2 separate regions of the Homo sapiens genome follow, and region 1 is linked to region 2. The links are chromatin contacts, found by Hi-C or POLR2A ChIA-PET in ENCODE. All regions are on one chromosome and are shown on one strand. The core of a region is the stretch at or near the end of the contact, and the rest is flanking DNA. Distances in the headings are between cores, read along the strand shown. Region 1 overlaps TNPO1 (transportin 1). Region 2 overlaps TNPO1-DT (TNPO1 divergent transcript).

Region 1 (3,798 bases), core at 469-2,968, 230 kb before region 2:
CAGTGAAAACCTGGGCAAGTTAATTAATCTAAGTCTTAGTTTCCCAACCCTAAAATGGGAATATACTAACTCTGTATGCAGATCATAGGTCCCTGGCACACAATATGTGTAATTTGAAAAATAGTAGTTTTATAGTTAAATGAATGGCTTTCTAGCATCTGCAAGATAAAATCTAACTTCTTTTCATGGAAGAAGTCTCTTCATCATCTGGTTCATCACCTTCAAAGACAATTTTATCTATGACTCAACTTCCAACTTTATGCTCCATCATCTTTTCCTGCACCTCTCCTACCTCTGAGCCTTTGCATAGGGATTTCCTGCTGGGAATGCCCTCCTTAAACCTGACCAATTGGCAAACTCCTTCTCACTCTTTAGAGCTACCCTCATTCACTGATTTTCCAAATATTTATTGAGAGTCTTTCTTGGCACTATGATTGATACTGGATACTATTTCTCTTCTGTGTCATTATTCCAAGATCTCCTCACAAGACTTAAGTGTATTTTTCATTACAGATCTATGGTTTATAGCTATTTCCATTCTAGAAACTGTCATATTGTATTATAATTATTTCTAGGTCTGTCCTGGCAATAGATCACAAGTTCCTTGAGAGCAGGGACAGTGTCTTTTCACTCTCTTTGCCTGGCAGAGTCCGATTCAACAAATACTTGTTGAATAAACGCTATTGTTGTTGCTATTAATTCAACTGAGTAACTATTAAGTAGAACTACCATGTGCTCAGTGAATTTTGGAGATTCAAAGATAAGTAAAATATAGTTTGTTTTTATCCTCACTAAGTTCTCATTTGGTGAGAGAGGCAGATGACCTGTCAATGAATAAAGTATATGGTAAAGTACAATAGGAAAAGAGAGAAAAGCAAATACATTCCACCAGGAGACAGAGATGCATTTTCCCCCCATCTGGTTCAATTAAAATTTTTTCCATCTAATTTCAACTAAATTCAAAGTTAGATGTTTCTATCTATATGCTGAATCACTATGAATGTGAGAAATGTTGCTATTAGTGACGTCATTTCCCAAAATGGTAAACAACTCTTGGTAGAGATCCAAACAAAACAAGGTACAATTGTCCTTCAATAACATAGTAGTTTTTTGTTTTTTGGGTTTGTTTTTTTTTTTTTTGAGACGGAATCTTGCTCTGTCACCCAGGCTGGAGTGCAGTGGTGCGATCTCGGCTCACTGCAACGTCCGCCTCTCAGGTTCAAACAATTCTCCTGCCTCAGCCTCCCGAGTAGCTGGGATTACAGGTGTGTGCTAGCACGCTCGGTTAATTTTTGAATTTTTAGCAGAGACAGGGTTTCACCATGTTGTCCAGGCTGGTCTGGAACTCCTGACCTCAAGTGATCTGCCCGCCTCAGCCTCCTAAAGTGCTGGGATTACAGGCGTGAGCCACCCTGCCTGGCCATAGTTTTTATTCCTAGAAAATTCAACATATATTAAAACTCTGCAAAAAGTTCCACATGTATATGTAAAATTGAGTTAGGCTCTTGGCTCTGATATCTATAAACAGATTTCTTACACCTTTGTGACTATCTAACAAGACATTTACAAGTCATACAAAGCTAGGACAATTCTTCATGGTGAACATCTAGCACTCTCAGCCCTGCCCAGTAAATGACAAGAGCACCTCCCAGTCACTAGGACACCTCCAGAGAGCAGCACTGCCTCAGTGGAGAATGACTATGGTAAATGACTAAGGGCTGTGAAAACATTATGCTAACCCAGTTAGGAGGTCAAGAAAGGACTTCCTTGAGGAAGTGACTCTTTATCAGAAATCTAACAGGAATTATCAAAAAGCAAAAGTGAGGCTAGGAGGACCTCATAGATGATGTTAAGAAGCTTGGACTATCTTAAGGATAATACAAAGCTTGTGAAAGGGGTTTAAATTGATAAAAAACATGATCAAAGTCTGGAAAAGAATTAATCCTCCTAGACATGGGGAAGGAGAGGTTCATCTTTTGTTCTATAGCTTTAATATTAGGTTAATTTTTAGAATGTGTCATATTTCAATAAAAATGATTTTTAAAACCCATCAGTTTGCAATGAGGGCAGGAGGAGCCATAGGAAGACCTAACTGTCCAATCTGCATATAAAATGGAATTCCAGTTTGTTAGGGGAAGGGCAGTCCTGTTTCACAGAGAGCCAAGATGCTACCAAAAACTCTGGTACTTAAATATTGAAGACTTAAACACATGCACTATTTTGTTAGTAATAGTGATAGCTAATATTTTTGAGTGCCAAGCAGTGTTCTAAGCACTTCACAACTCTATGATGCTGCTCTATTAATTACATTTTACAAATAAGTACATTGAGGCACAGAGAAGTTACTTGCCTAAGGTTGGTCAGCTAGTAAATGCCAAAGCCATGATTCAAACCCAACTAATCTGGCTCCAGTGTCCAGTCTGGAAGCCCCTGATATACTGCCTTTCCAAAAGAAACATCAATCTCCATAAACTGGGAAACTACTCATAAATACAACCATGTGCATACGAAAGAACATATATTTTGATACCTTTGTGGTGAGGTAAAAGAGAAAAGTAAAATCACACTTCACCATCATAAAAGTCATAATAGATCTAAAAAACCAGTAGTATGTATATAGTATGACAATATAATAAAAATGAGGTATTCTCATAGCATTGAGTAAATGAGTTAAAAACATTCTAAATATAATCTTCACAACACCCCTCTGTTGTAAGTAGGTAGCAAGTATTATTTTTATTTGACAAGCAGATAAATCAAAACAGCTTAAGAAATTTGCTGAATCATTTGCTGAATGTGAATCAGATATGTAGACTTCCACAGAAAATCTCTCTTATACTGTTTTTTTTTTTTACAGAAAAATGCTATGATGAGCAAGGAGAAAAAAAATCAGAGCTATCCAATGATCTAAAAAGAGCATGCTATTTAAAGAATACAATTATTTAATAAAACTTTCATGAGAAATTGAACCAAAGTTCAGGTATGAAGGGAAAGAAGGAAAAGTTTACAGGCACCTAATGATGAATCAAAACGTTGACAAACTTGTTAAATTATAGCTATCAGTGGAACTAGAAAGTCCTTTAAGAAAGTCTATAGGCTGGGCGCGGTGGCTCATTCCTGTAATCCCAGCACTTTGGGAAGCCGAGGCGGGCGGATCACAAGGTCATGAGTTCGAGACCTGGTGAAACCCCGTCTCTACTAAAAAAATACAAAAATTAGCCAGGCGTGGTGGCATGCCCCTGTAATCTCAGCTACTTAGGAGGCTGAGGCATGAGAATTGCTTGAACCTGGGAGGTGGAAAAAAAAGTCTATAATGAGCCGGGCGCGGTGGCTCACGCCTGTATTCCAGCACTTTGGGAGGCTGAGGCGGGTGGATCGCCTGAGGTCAGGAGTTCGAGACCAGCCTGGCCAACATGGTGAAACCCCATCTCTACTAAAAATACAAAACATTAGCTGGGTGTGGTAGCGGGCGCCTGTAATCCCTACTAGGGAGGCTGAGGCAGGAGAATCTCTTGAACCAAGGAGGTGGAGCTTGCAGTGAGCCAAGATTGTGCCATTGCACTCCAGCCTGGGCAACAAGAGGGAAATTCGGTCTCCAAAAAAAAAAAAAAAAAGAGAGAGAGTCTAAAACCAGAGGTTATGGATCAAGAAGGAAGAGAAAAAAATGCAAAACTAACTGTTGAGCTCATATTAGTTACGGAAATGAGCTCAACTAGATTAGAAGGACAGGGACCATAACTCATGTTACACAGTGCTAGGCACATGGGGTTTAAATCATCCTCGATTGAGACTGATGGG
Region 2 (3,888 bases), core at 1,227-3,726:
ATAGTTGGATGGGTAAAGAAAATGTGGTATATATACACAGTGGAGTACTACTCCACCTTAAGTAAAGAAGGAAATCCTGTAATTTGCAACAACATAGATGAACCTGCAGGACGTTAGGTTAAGCGAGATCAGCCATGCCCAGAAAAACAAATACTGCAGGCTCTCACTTATATTTGGAATCTAAAGAAGTTGAATTCTGAGAAGCAGAGTAGAATGATAGTTACCAGGGCTGGAGTGGTGGAGGGGGAAGAGGGTTGAGGAGAAGTTGTTCCAAGGATACAAAATTTCAGTTTCAGATAGTAAGAATAAGTTCCAGAGATCTATTGTACAACATGGTGACTATGGTTAATAACAATGTATTATAGTCTTGAAAATTGCTAAGAGGGTAGGTATTAAGTGTTCTTACCCCCAAAAATGATAACTGTGTGAGGTACTGCATATGTTAATCAGCTCAATGTAGCCATTCCACAATATATATATATTTTAAAACATCATGTTGTACATGATAAATATGTACAACTTTTATTTTTCAATTAAAAAATGAATCAACTTTTAAAAGGCCTATTCTCTGGTGAGTAAGCACTTTCTGCTCTTAAAGTTCATACTAATAATCTGGCAGTTTTAAAAATGCATTATAAAATAAAGTATGAGATTCTATGCTGACATTTAAGAGAAAAATTTTGATAGAAGACAGTGTCAGCACATAATATGCACTCAGTAAATACTTACTGAATGAGTGATCACAAGACAGGCTAATGTTACAGTAAACCTCCCTGTAGATGATATTATATATTTGTGGCTTTTGGAGAAGTACACGATGCACATTTGTTTTCAACTCCTGCCTTATGTTCTGACTTCTTCCAGCCTTCATAGCATGCAACCTCCAACCCTGAGAAATGTTACAGGGTAGGAGGCTTGAATTGCACATTCTTTACCGGACCCCCACATTAACTGAGATATCTTGTCCTACTTCCATTTGGCTCACTCTTCAGAAAGACTCTTTGAAAACAATTCATTTCCTCAGCCGATCATAGCTCCACAAAGAAAGGTGTGAGCTGGTTACAGAGAGTAGAAAACCAGGGCCAAGGGGCTCTTCCCCCAGAATTTGAAGTGGTGATGCCCATCCTCAAATACAGTGTGGGGACACAGAAGCCACTGCAGGCCCAAGCTGTGGCAGCAAAGTGGTTTTCTTCCCCTGCCTTTTTCTATCTCCGTAGGATAATTCTTTTGTTTGGTTTGAAGGATGGTATTCTAAATGCTAAGTACTTTCTAAAGTTAAGGACCAAATGTCAGACATCAGCCACCTGGTTTATTTGCAATTTGGCGTTATCTGCACATCTGTGAATGGGTGTCTCTCAGTACATTCCTGCTAACCATCTCTAGTCACCTTTCTCAGATCTCCTTGTTGAAACCATCAATAAATATGTCCTTCAATGGCCTCAATAGTAATGTTAGACTCTTAAAGCAAAGGTAATTTTATTTTGTAGGAATGTGCAGAGAGGAACTGGAGGAAGGAATTATTGAGTCTCACTAACTTTCCAGTGGCTTTTGAGGCTGGACGTAGAAAAGGTGCTGGGTGTTCCCCATGACTCTTCAATGATTAGTGCTCACCATGCTGTCCATCAGCAGGGGCTGAGCTAAGAGACTTTGACTCTAACTGTCCTTAAATCCCCTGGAGGCAGGAATCATCTTGTTGACCTGGCACAGAATACGGGCTCAGTTGGTCTCTTGGGTGAATAGAAGAAGGAAAGATCATGTTGACATGATGAGACTTGACCCTGTCCACCCCTACGTGGACTCACTGCACCCCTTTCCTATGGGCCAGCCATTTTCCATTTGTGAGCAGCATTAGCTTGAACCACTTATTGGGGATTAATGATTCCTCTTACTTACGGGAACCTGAGCTAGAAAATATTTGGTTCTAATGGTGTTGGCAAAGATTCAATAGATTGTATTATGATATAGATTTTCCTGTGTTGTGTCTCTTTTTTTAAGTTACAAAAAAACTGTTTTAGGCTTAAATGTATTCACCAGCCATTTAGTACTCTTAGACACACTGCATATTTAATGTTCCACTTGACTGCCTACTGAAAGAAATAAATGCATAATAAAATGCTTTGGAAAATGCTTAATTTTTCAACTGTTGATTTAATGCATAACAGTTCAATAAGGTGGTGGATCGGCCTGGTCTACAACTATTGAAAAATAGAAAAATTACCCTCACTGGAATGTTGAATCTGTGAATATTAAGTCTGTCAATGTAATTTATGACTCTGCAGGTAATATACTGGTAATTTGCATACTAATTACTATGGTGGAAGCCAAACGACTTTCATTCACTAAATTATCCTGCCTAAGTGGAAGCCAGCAACTGCCTCTCTGCGCTGGGGAGAAGCTTGTTTAGGAGGGAGGAAATGGAGCTCTGGCCAGGAGGCCTCTCAGAGCTGAAGAGGCCCCCTGCTGGCAGGCTGCAAAGCCCACAGCTTTGCCCAGAGCCCAGTGTCGGCTTCTCAGATCCAAAGCCCAGTGGATTTTCCAAGTGATTCAAATTCAGAAAACAGAAGAGTGAGGTCAAAGGAGTTCGCTCTAGGCAAAAACAATACATGTTTGTGTGTCCAGTAACAGAAACGAATAGAAATTTGAAGGCAGAAAAATAATCCGTCCCAGCTTCCTAAAAGGAATCCTTTTAACGATAGGCATCTGTTCTTTAATTCTCTCAAAAAGAGGTTTGATTTTCTTTTTGTAAATAGGAGTGTGTTTGGAGGATTGTGGGAGAATCAAATGATGTTTTAAGTGTCCTGGGTGCAGTATGCATACGAAAAGATATTCAGCCTCCTCAATCATCAGGAAAGAAAGCAAAGCAAAACACGGAGGCATAATCTTCTAGCAAAAATTAAAAAGATTGAAAGCTTTTATTATTGTCAAGGGCATGGGGAATGAGCACAGTATAAATTGGCATATCTATGAGGTGGGTAGTGTAGTAGTAGTCATCAAAATAAAAATGCACATCTTCTTTGATGCACCAATCCCACTTCAAGAAGTGTATCCTATAGAAATACAAATGTATAGTATGACCCATTTGAAATTACTGCTATTCAACCATTTTTTGATATACACAAACAGCAATTTGAAATGATTCAACTTAACACAAGGGTGTTCATTGTAGGAATTTTGTAATGATGACAGTTTAGAAAAAGTCTAAGAGTTCAGCAGGAGGAGACTGATTAAATAAGTAGTGGTACCTACGAAGCTTTTCTTAGGTAGAGCTCACCTACACTGACATGGAAAGATGAGCATGGAAGATAAAATAAACAGACCGAGTTGTGTAACATTATACATAATCCTATTTTTGTTTTTTAAAAGTGTAGCATGTGTGTATATGTATTTTGATTTGTGTATAATATAAATGTAGAAAAAGATTGGACAGCTATATCCTAATGTTTAACCATTGCTCTTTTTTTTTAAGACAGAGTCTCGCTCTGTTGCCAGACTGGAGTGCAGTGGCACGATAGCAGCTCACTGCAACCTCCGCCTCCCGGGTTCAAGCGATTCTCCTGCCTCAGCCTCCCGAGTAGCTGGGATTATAGGGGCGTGCCACCACACCCAGGAATTTTTTTTGGTATTTTTAGTAGAGACGGGGTTTCACCCTGTTGGCCAGGATGGTCTTGATCTCTTGACCTCGTGATCCGCCCACCTCGGCTTCCCAAAGTGCTGGGATTACAGGTGTGAGCCACCGCGCCCAGCCAACCGTTGCTCTCTTTAAACAGTAGGACTTGGGATAGAGTCTAGGGAAAGACTTTTTAGCCTTTTGTGTTATTTGAATTCAACATAGCCATAGCTCTTTTTACAGGTATTAAAAAACCCATAAAACAAAAGATAATGAAAATA

The links. Hi-C counts contacts between places; a loop is a spot of excess contacts on that map. ChIA-PET counts read pairs that join two places held with the same protein, here RNA polymerase II (POLR2A). Pooled maps may share reads with other maps.
Region 1: a loop to region 2 is called in a map of mammary epithelial cell, with 10 times the contacts of the local background. The contact joins two enhancer-like sites. A Hi-C loop is called at or near these places in 26 of 168 maps with a recorded cell type or tissue (A673, CD8-positive, alpha-beta T cell, Caco-2 and 19 more), 8 of 37 single-sample maps with no recorded cell type and 33 of 50 pooled maps. POLR2A ChIA-PET finds 5 or more read pairs at or near these places in 5 of 52 experiments (A673, OCI-LY7, WTC11 and 2 more).

The regions. Positions count from the first base shown.
Region 1 is chr5:72,840,936-72,844,733 of GRCh38, reverse strand. All of the region lies in intron 1 of TNPO1 (transportin 1), which reads right to left. Among named protein-coding and RNA genes, the nearest start is that of TNPO1, 26 kb to the right of the region's middle. Within about 2 kb of position 1,718, at least 4 of the 41 ENCODE cell types and tissues checked have a DNase peak (open chromatin) inside an H3K27ac peak, as active enhancers do.
Region 2 is chr5:72,609,884-72,613,771 of GRCh38, reverse strand. All of the region lies in intron 7 of TNPO1-DT (TNPO1 divergent transcript), which reads left to right. Among named protein-coding and RNA genes, the nearest start is that of ZNF366, 100 kb to the right of the region's middle. Within about 2 kb of position 2,476, at least 2 of the 41 ENCODE cell types and tissues checked have a DNase peak (open chromatin) inside an H3K27ac peak, as active enhancers do.